2 separate regions of the Homo sapiens genome follow, and region 2 is linked to region 1. A link is an interaction called in ENCODE POLR2A ChIA-PET data of the cell type or tissue named here. Cell type or tissue: GM12878. All regions are shown on one strand. Links, peaks and the distances in the headings refer to the core of each region. The heading gives the core; the rest is flanking DNA. Region 1 has its middle 21 kb from the start of LINC01672. Region 2 has its middle 31 kb from the start of ERRFI1.

What was found. Peaks named below come from ENCODE experiments on the same cell type or tissue, not always from the same donor. Only the 100,000 strongest peaks of a DNase experiment are listed, where the experiment ranks them.
Region 2: POLR2A ChIA-PET joins it to region 1 with 5 read pairs; 1 of 35 experiments calls an interaction of 5 or more read pairs at or near these places.

Annotation. Positions count from the first base shown.
Region 1 is chr1:6,742,988-6,748,361 of GRCh38, forward strand. No RefSeq gene overlaps it. Among named protein-coding and RNA genes, the nearest start is that of LINC01672, 21 kb to the left of the region's middle. In GM12878, for the core only: no CTCF peak of the experiment used is centred there; DNase peaks (open chromatin) are centred at 864 and 2,324; H3K27ac peaks cover 476 bases.
Region 2 is chr1:7,992,176-7,997,549 of GRCh38, forward strand. No RefSeq gene overlaps it. Among named protein-coding and RNA genes, the nearest start is that of ERRFI1, 31 kb to the right of the region's middle. RefSeq lists an enhancer at 1-193. In GM12878, for the core only: no CTCF peak of the experiment used is centred there; a DNase peak (open chromatin) is centred at 2,116; H3K4me3 peaks cover 638 bases; H3K27ac peaks cover 1,708 bases.

The sequences.
Region 1 (5,374 bases), core at 319-5,318:
CTAGCCGAGCTGGCAGCTGATTAGATGGTGCCCACCCAGATTAAGGGTGGGTCTGCCTTTCCCAGCCCACTGACTCAAACGTTAATCTCCTTTGGCAACACCCTCACGGACACACCCAGGATCCATACTCTGTATCCTTCAATCAAGTTGACACTCAGTCTCAACCATCACAACACCTGATGCAAAGTCACAGGCCGTTGGCTTTCATGCCCACCTGTATGGTAAGGCCAGGATTCAGAAAATGTTCCTCAGTCCCCAAACCAGGACCTCACCACACCCGAGTCACCACTGCCAACCCCCAACTCCCATCCCTATTTGCCCTCTGTGCCTGGCGGGGGGTTGGGGGAGTTTGTTTTGTTCCTCAAAATGTGGTCCATGGGCCAGCTGCGTCGGCATACCTGGGCACTTGTTGGAAAGGCGGGATCTCGGCCCCACCCTAGATCAGCTTAATCAGAATCTGCATTGTAACCAGAGCCCCCTCAGTGAGTCACGTGCACAGTGGAGTTTAAGAAGCTCCTCCCTCCAGGACCCTGCTCCACCTGGGCTGTCTTCTCACACCTATTTCTCCTCTTCTTCTGCCACCTCCGCAGGTGTCTCGGCTTGGATTCCTGCAGCTCGGGAGGACACATTAGGGAAATGTCTATGATGCTCTTTCTGCCTTAGCTTGTTAGAGTTGGCAGCAGAAGAGGCCCCTCCTGGTAGCGCTCGGCTGGGCCCTGCAGCTGGCTGGGGGAGGCCTCTCTGTGGCCACACGCCTGAGGTCTGGGCTGGTTCCCCTTGCTGCTGCCTCTCTCCTGGGTGGACAGTGGTCTAGAGCTGTGCTGGGGGCCCCGTCCTTCCTCCTATGCACCAGGCTCAGCGAGAGGCAAAGGCGAAGGTGTGAAATGACTTTGACCTTGGTGTTTAGGCAGATCCCTCTCACTCTGAAAGTGCTTCAACATGTTGGCCTGGTACGTTCCGAGCACTGTGGAGTTTTGGCAGAGTGGCCGATAAGTATTTTTAGTTCCTTCCTCCTTAATGTTTGCCAGAAAACCACAGTCATTACTCATGAGGAGGAGAAGTTTCCTCCCTCCCAGGCTCCAGAAGAGTCCGGGCTTGCCCTCAGATGCCCACTGAGCTGCCCCTGCCTGGGCTTCTAAGCTGTCTTTGAAATCAACATAATGCTAACACCTACAATAAAGCAGGATACCATATATTTTTTAATAGACTAAGACCTGAGCTTTTTTTTGTTAATTAATTTGGTGTTTTTTTTTTTTTTTTTTTTTTGAGATGGAGTCTTGCTCTGTTACCAGGCTGGAGTGCAGTGATGCGATCTCAGCTCACTGCAACCTCCACCTCCTGGGTTTAAGCAATTCTCCTGCCTCAGCTTCCCGAGTAGCTGGGACTACAGACGCGAACCACCATGCCCAGCTAATTTTTTGTATTTTTAGTAGAGATGGGGTTTCACCATGTTGGCCAAGCTGGTCTTGAACTCCTGACCTCAGGTGATCTGCCCACCTCGGCCTCTCAAAGTGCTAGGATTACAGGCATGAGCCACCGCACCCGGCCTTTTTTTTTTTTTTTTTTTTTGAGATGGGGTCTCACTCTGTCACCCGGGCTGGAATGCAGTGGCACCATCTCAGCTCATTACAACCTCTACTTCCCAGGCTTAAGTGATCCTCCCACCTCAGCCTCCTAAGTAACTGGGACCACAGTCATGCGCCACCACGCCTGGCTAATTTTTGCGTATTTTGTAGAGATGGGGTTTCATTACGTTGTCCAGGCTGATCTTGGACTCCTGAGCTCAAGTGATCCTCCCTCCGTGGCCTCCCAAAGTGTTGGGATTACAGGTGTGAGCCAGCTTGCCTGGCCCAATTTATTTGTTAAAATTCTAGTAAAATATACCTATCATAAAATGTAATATTTTAATATTTTAACCACTTTTTTTTTTTGAGACGGAGTTTTGCTCTTGTCGCCCAGGCTGGAGTGCAATGGCGCAATCTTGGCTCACTGCAACCTCCACCTCCCGGGTTCAAGCCATTCTCCTGCCTCAGCCTCCCGAGTAGTTGGGATTATAGGCATGTGCCACCACGCGCGGCTAATTTTGTATTTTTAGTAGAGACGGGTTTTCTCCATGTTAGTCTGGCGGGTGTCCAACTCCCAACCTCAGGTGATCCGCCCACCTGGGCCTCCCAAAGTATTGGAATTACAGGTGTGAGCCACCGCTCCAGTCCTATTTTAACCACTTCTAAGTATACCATTCAGTGGCATAAGTATATTCACAGTTGTGCAACTATCACCACCATTCATTTCCAGAGCTCTTCATCTTGTGAAACTGAAACTCTGTACCCATTAGACAAGAGCTCCCCATTCCCCCGCCACCCCCTTATCCTCTGGAAACCACCATTCTACTTTCTATGAATTCCATGACTCTAGGTCTCTCATAGGAGTGTAATCATACAATATTTGTCCTCTTGTGACTGGTTTATTTCACTTAGCATAATGTTTTCAAGTTTCACCCATGATGTAGTGGCCTGAGCTTCTTAAAAAAAAAGAAAAGCCCGGGCGCGGTGGCTCACATCAGTAATCTCAGCACTGTGGGAGGCCGAGGCGGGTAGATCACCTGAGGCCAGGAGTTCAAGGCCAGCCTAGCTAACATGGCGAAACCCTGTCTCTACTAAAAATAAAAATTAGCCGGGTGTGGTGGCGGGCGCTTGTAATCCCAGCTACTCGGGAGGCTGAGGCAGGAGAATCACTCGAACCCGGGAGATGGAGGTTGCAGTGAGTCGAGATCACGCAACTGCACTCCAGCCTGGGCTACAGAGTGAGACTCCGTCTCAAAAAAAAAAAAATCACCCATTTAATTGATAGAGGAGGCTGGGCACAGTGACTCACGCCTGTAATCTCAACACTTTGGGAGGCAGAGGTGGGAGGATTGCTTGAGCCCAGGAGTCTGAGATCAGCTTGGGTAATATAGCTAGGTCCCATCTCTCCAAAAAATAAATAAATGAGACAGGCATGATGGCGTGTGTCTGTAGTCTCAGCTACTCGGTGGGAGGCTGAGGTGGGGGGAGGATCACTTGAGCCCAGTAAGTCGAGGCTGCAGTGAGCTATGATCACGCAACTGGGCTCCAGCCTAGGTGACAAAGCGAGACCTGGTCTCAAAATCAAAAACAAAAGCAAAAATCCATGATTGCATTTTTTTATTTTAGGCAACCAGTTTCTGGTTAGTCCTAGCATATCTGCTAAGGTAGGGCAGCATTTGCTTTCAAAAAAGGGATGGCCAACCAGAAGCACGCCAAAGGCAGCTCCCTACCACTTCTGCTCCTTGGGAATGGTCTGGGGAAAGCCAGCTGGGCACACCTCCCCTCTGCTCAGGAGAGTGAAGAAATCCACAGGGTTAGGGCTTAGACAGCTTTGCACAAACTTAGGGACCCCCAATTCCCTCTGCCAAGGGCAAAGTTCCTGCACCTTCAGCATCTTCAATCATAGTTCCCTGTGTGGATCTTAGTTTTAATGGCAGTACCTTCTAGACCACAAGGGACGCGGCTCCCTCAGAAAAATCTCACCATTGGTGGAGGGATAATAGCCTTAAGGATCTAGTTCAGTAAACACAGGATTCTTTTGTGATGTGCTTTCCAAACGAGGCACACACTTTGGGATTAATTAAACTATTTTCTAGCTGCTTGCCAGGGTAACCTTTCTTTTATGCTTCTTAGGGGGGCACACAACGTAAAAAGTCAGATCTATTATGTTCATGACTCGGAGGGAAAGATCTGGGACAAAATTACCTTACACACCATTTTTTTTTTTTTGGATGTTTTTTCTTTTCTTAAATTTCCTGATTACTGGATCAGATGGAGAGCTGTCTGAGCTGTGTGCTAGCTAAGAAACAGAGTCAACCCAGGAGAGGAGCAGTTTGGAATTAAAGGGATAGAAGCTCAGGGTGGGCGGGGGGGGGGTGACACTGATGACAGCATGAACCCCCAATTTCTTGGCACGCTCTTGGGGGGACAATAAAGAGGTACATGGGAGTTAAGTGCTGACTGTTGAAGCCTTGGCCCATGTTCTTATTCCAGGCTTGCTGTGTTTTTGAGTGCATGACATTTAATTAATTTTACAGTTCATTCTTTTCACCGTTCTGTTTTTGACAGTGTCACCCTCCGATCTCTCAGCTGGTTGGGAAAAATCTGTATCAGTCATTACCCTTGCTCAAGCCCAGACTGGGTCATCTGGCCACAGCAGGAGATGCAGCGGGCAACAGCAGCAGGAGATGCAGCGGGGAACAGCAGCAGGCATGGAGCTGAGACAAGATTTCACTGTGAAGACAGTTTCCGGGGAGAGGCTGGGTCCGAAGCTGCATCTCCATGTCCCAGGAGTACCTTTCAAAGCTTCCCCTGTCCTGGCCTCAAGCTCTAGGAGCTTTGAAAAAATGCTTGCATTTTGGGCCGGGCCTGGTGGCTCATGCCTGTAATCCCTGCACTTTGGGAGGCTGAGGCGGACAGATCGCTTGAGGTCAGGAGTTTGAGACCAGCCTAGCCAATATGGCGAAACCCTATCTCTGCTAAAAATACAAAAATTAGCTGGGTGGTGGTGGGTCAGCACCTGTAATCCCAGCTACTTGGGAGGCTGAGGCAGGAGAATCACTTGAGCCTGGGAGGCAGAGGTTGCAGTGAGCTGAGATCACGCCACTGGACTCCAGCGTGGGTGACAGAGTGATACGCTGTCTCAAAAAAAAAAAAAAAGCCTGGAAAATATGCTTGCATTTTGAATATCTATCTATCTATCTATATATTTTGTATCTGTAAAAGAAAAAATATTCAGGACTCTCTAAATGTATTATGCCATGTGGGGAGTTAAGCCCTGGAAACTCCCATAGCATGTATGCAACTTCTGCTCTTAGGTGATAGTTTAACTCTCTTCCTCATTGCTCTTGTTCTGTAAATGACTGGGAGAGACCAGAGACCAAACCTCCTCCCCTTCCAATCACTGATCTTTGTTGTAGATGAACTGCCTTCTTTATTGTCCCGTGCCTAACCTAGACCAGATGGGACAAAAGACCCCATGTCTATTACATCTTTAGTGTGGAAGGTTAAATATACCTTTCCCAAAAAGAAAGACTACCTCAACCAACCAGATATTGTAATTATGCATTAAACCTTATATAGAAAGACGTTGAGATTCTGTTCCGCTTCCCCAAGCTTTGTCTATATAAACAGTTGCAAACTTCTACACTTTGGAGCACTGACTTCCATTCTTTGGAATCTGTGCTTCCCAGGCAGCTCATCTTCAAACTTTGTGCCTGAATAAACTCCCTTTAAACCAGACTCTGACCATTTTGATTATTTTAAGTTGACATATCAAAATAGTATACATACAATAACAAGTAAAAAAA
Region 2 (5,374 bases), core at 151-5,150, 1.2 Mb after region 1:
AATAAAACTTACAAAGGTCACAGGCAAGAGTGAGATCATCCTCTTTTCTAATACTTGCTTATGCTTCTACATCCCTTATTGAGGAATGCCAGCCACTCAGCACACTTATGAAAGAGTAAATTATCTCCGGATGGTGGATAATACCATGTCATTAGTCCATGAGGCATCTAGCTCAGCGCCACCTGGGTCTTAAAGCACTTAAAAATGTAATTATACAACAAATACACCAATACCTGTTCATTGGGAAAGACTCAAATGATACATGAATACATAAAGCAAGACTTGAAAGTTCTCTGTCCCGCCCTCCCTCCCCTACCTCCTCTTCCTTTCCCCAAAGTCCCACTTTGAGGTCTCGCTTACAGTCTGTTTTCTAGGAATTTACAAATATGTAACTCTACACACACATCCACACACATTATGTTTTATACATACACAGAGATTGTACATTATTGTGTCAATTTTTTAAAAATAAAGTAAGGCCGAGCACAGTGGCTCATGCCTGTAATCCCAGCACCTTGGGAAGCCGAGGTGGGTGGATCACCTGAGGTCAGGAGTTCGAGACCAGCCTGGCCAACATGGTGAAACCGCATCTCTACTAAAAAAAAAAAAATACAAAAATTAGCTGGGCCTGGCGTCCGGCGCCTATAAGCCCAGCTACTCAGGAGGCTAAGACAGGAGAATCGCTTGAACCCGGGAGGCGGAGGTTGCAGTGAGCCGAGATCACGCAATTGCACTCCAGCCTGGGCAACAAGAGCAAAACTCCATCTCAAAATAAATAAATAAATAAAAACAAAATAAAATACATAGGATCCTATTGAGTATATTGTTTTGCAAATTGAATTTTTTGAAACAGTATGTCTTAGAAATCTGCTCATGTTCAAGTCCACTTTGTTTATGTAATGGTTGAACAGAATGTTATAGTATAACCACACTGTAATTTAACCTTTTTTTTTTTTTTTTTGAGACTGAGTCTTGTTCTGTCACCTAGGCTGGAGAATAATGGTGCGATTAAGACTCACTGCAGCCTCCACCTCCTGGGCTCAAGCCATTCTTTCACCTCAGCTGCCCGCCCCTTCACCCCCAGTAGCTGGAACTACAGGTACCTGGCACTGCAGGCACATGCCACCACACCCAGCTAATTTTTTTGTATTTTTTTGTAGAGATGGGGTCTCACTATGTTGTCCAGGCTGGTCTCAAACTCCTGGGCATTCCTCTATTAATGGATTTCCCCCATTAAATTTTTTTATTGCAGTAAAATACATACAACATGAAATGTACCATCCTAACCATTTTAAGTATACGGTTCGGTGGTATTAGATACATTCATCCCGTTGTGCAAGCATCAGCACCATCCATCTCCCGAACTCTTTTTCATCTTGTAAAACTGAGACTCTGTATCCAGTAAACACTAACTTTCCTTCCCCCTACCCCTAGCCCCTGGCAACCACCATTCCACCTTCTCTCTCTGTGAATGAGAGTACCCTCAGTACCTCCTCTCCGTGGAATCACATAGTATTTGTCTTTCTGTGACTGGCTTATTTTACTTAGCAAATCATCCTCAACGTCCATGTTGTGGCATGTGTTAGAATTTCCTTCCTTTTTTTTTTGAGACCGAGTCTCGCTCTGTTGCCCAGGCTAGAGTGCGGTGGTGTGATCTTGGCTCACCGCAACCTCCGCCTCCCAGGTTCAAGCGATTCTCCTGCCTCAGCTCCCAAGTAGCTGGGATCACAGGCGCGCGCAACCACACCAGGCTGATTTTTGTATTTTTTGTACAGACGGGGTTTCGCTGTGTTCTTCAGGCTGGCCTCAAACTCCTGACATCAAATGATCCGCCCGCCTTGGCCTCTGAAAGTGCTGGGATTACAGGCGTGAGCCACTGCCCCTAGCCCATAATTTCCTTCCTTTTTAAGGCTGAATAAAATTTAAGTGTATGTATGTTCCACATTTTGCTTATCCTTTCATCCCTTTATAGATTCTTGGGTTACTTCCACCTCTTAGCTATTGTGAATAATGCTGCTGTTAACATGGTGTCCACAGCTCTTCCGGACCCTGCTTTCGATTCTTTGGGGTATACACGCAGAAGTGGAATTGCTGAATCATATGGTCATTCTCATTGTGGTTTTGGTTTGCATTTTCCTAATGACTAATGATGTGGAGCATCTTTTCATCTGCTTATTGGCCATTTGTACATCTTAGATATGTCTATTCAAGTGCTTTGCCCATTAAATTTTTTTTTCCAGGGGCCATGCTAATAATCTGTGTTGTTCCATTTTTAGTATATGTGCTACTGAAGTGTGCACTTTGCCCAGTTTTGAATCGGGTTTTTGTTGTTGCTGCTGATATGATTTGTTTTTTTTTTTTTTTGAAACAGAGTCTCACTCTGTCTCCCAGACTGGAGTGCAATGGCGCGATCTCAGCTCACTGTAACCTCCACCTCCCGAGTTCAAGCGATTATCCCACCTCAGCCTCCCATGTAACTGGGATTACAGGCATGTGCCACCATGCCTGGCTAATTCTTTTGTATTTTTAATAGAGATGGGGTTTCATCATGTTGACCAGGCTGGTCTTGAATTCCTGGCCTCAAGTGATCCACTTGCCTCAGCCACCCAAAGTGCTGGGATTACAGGCGTGAGCCACTATGGTTGACCCACGCATAAGCCAACTTTAATGTTTTTCAATAAAGTTTTGTAATTTCCCCATTAAGCGTTTACACATCTTTTGGATTTATTGTTGGTATTATTAGGTCTGTCTTTTTTTCTTTCTTCTTTCTCTCTTCTCTTTCTTTCTCTTTTCTTTCTTTTTCTTTCTTTCTCTCTCCCTTTCTTTCTTTTTCTCTCTTTCCTTTTCTTTCTCTCTCTCCCTTTCCTTTCCTTTTCTTTTTCTCTTTTTTTCCTTTTCCTTCTTTCTCTTTCTTTCTTTCTCTTTCTCTCTCTCTCTTTCTTTCTCTTTCTCTCTCTCTCTTTCTTCCTTTCTCTTTCTCTCTCTCTCCTTCCTTCCCTCCCTCCCTCCCTCCTTCCTTCTTTCCTTCTTTCTCCTTTTTCTTTCTTTCCTCCCTCCCTCCCTCCCTTCCCTCCTTCCTTCCTTTCTTTTTCATTGTTAATTCCTTTTTTAAATTGTTTTCTGATTGTTGCTGGTATATAGAAATACAGATACTTTTATTTACTTATTTACTTTTTTAAGAGACAGGGTCTTCCTCTGTCACGCAGGCTGGAGTACACTGGTGTGATCAAATTTATGACCTGCTTTTAGGCAAAAAGGGGGAGGGCAGAGAACTCTTTCTGGATCTGTTGATTCTCAATTGCCTTCAGCTCAAAATAATCTTTATGTCAAAGTCGCATATTCTGTGGTGGCCTGTCCGGATCCCCTTCAAGTCTCTCTGACCTTTCTTCTGCCCTCCAGCCTGGGTGACAGAGCTAGAGTCTGTCTCAAATAATAATAATAATACAATAAATAAATAAATAAATAAATAAATAAATAAAGTACGCTTTCCATTCTTGGTTTGCTAAGAGTTTTTGTCATGAGTAGATGTTGAAATTTATTGAATGGTTTTCCATCATCAGTGACATCTTCTGGCTTTTCTCCTTTAATCTATTACCATGGTGAATTATATCAGTAGATTTTCTTTTTCTTTTTTTTTGAGACAGAATCTCGCTCTGTCGCCCAGGCTGGAGTGCAGTGGCGCGATCTCAGCTCACTGCAAGCTCTGCCTCCCGGGTTCATGCCATTCTCCTGCCTCAGCCTCCCCAGCAGCTGGGACTACAGGTGCACGCCACCACGCCTGGCTAATTTTTTTGTATTTTTAGTAGAGACGGGGTTTCACCGTGTTAGCCAGGATGGTCTCCATCTCCTGACCTTGTGATCTGCCCGCCTCGGCCTCCCAAAGTGCTGGGATTACAGGTGTGAGCCACCGCGCCCAGCCTTATGTCAGTAGATTTTCTAATGAACTAGTCTTGCATGCCTGAAGTAAACCCAATGTGGTCATTATGTTTTTATACATTACCAGGTTCTATTTGATAAGTATGTAATTTAAGGGTTTTTACATCTCATGGGTAAAGTTGAACTGAAACTTTCCTTTCTTGTACTGTCTTTGTACAGTTTTGGAATCACAGTTACGCTGAAGTCCTATCTTTTTTTTTTTTTTTCAGATGGAGTCTCACTCTGTTCCCCAGGCTTGAGTGCAGTGGTGCAATCTCGGCTCACTGCAAGCTCCGCCTCCCAGGTTCGTGCCATTCTCCTGCCTCAGCCTACCGGAGTAGCTGGGACTACAGGTGCCCGCCACCACGCCCGGCTAATTTTCTGTATTTTTAGTAGAGACAGTGTTTCACTGTGTTTGCCAGGATGGTCTCAATCTCCTGACCTTGTGATCCGCCTGCCTTGGCCTCCCAAAGTGCTGGGATTACAGGCATGAGCCACCGTCCCTGGCCTAAAGTCGTGTCTTGAGTTGGGGAGCATGTTAGGCCATTCTTGCATTGCTATAAAGAAATACCTGAGATTGGGTAATTTATAAAGAAAGAGGTTGATTTGGCTTACGGTTCTGCAGGCTGTACTGGAAGCATGGCCCTGGCATGTGCTCGGCTTCTGGGGAGGCCTCAGGGAGCTTTTGCTCATGGTGGAAGATGAAGTGATAACAGGAGTCTCACATGGTGGGAGCAGGAGCAAGAGATGGGGGTCGGGGAGTAGATGCCACACACACTTGACAACAACCACATCTCGGGAGAACTCACTACCAAGAAAACTGCACCAAGCCATGGAGGATCCGTCCCCATGACCCAAACGTCTCCCACCAGGCCCCACCTCCAACACTGGGGATAATTCAATATGAGACTTGGGTGGGGACAAATATCCTAACTATATCGGGAGTATCCCTCTTCTGCTTTTCTATATAAATATTTCTGAAGGGTAAGAAATACCTATTCTTTGAATGTTTCATGGAAATTTCCCCTAAATCCACCTGGGTGTCAAGTTTTTAAAAACGGAGCTGAAATTCATCTAACAGAATGAACCATGTTGAAGCAGACTGTTCAGGGGCACTTAGTACATTCATAATGTGCAGTCCTCACTGCTGTCCAGCTCCGTAATACTTTCATCCCTCAGAGTAGATCCGGTGCTCATTAGAAGTCATCCTCACTCCCCAGTCCTCTCTCCCACAGCCTCTGACAAACCCTATTTGACCTTCTACCTCTATGGATTTACCTATAATGGATGTTTCATGTAAATGGAATCATATAACATAATGGAGTAATATTGTATGGATGTACCACATTTTGTTTATCCATTTATCCACTGATAGACATTTGGCTTTGTCTTCTGGCTATTGTGAATACCACTGCTATGAGCATTCATGTACAACCATTTATTTCACTACCTGTTCGCA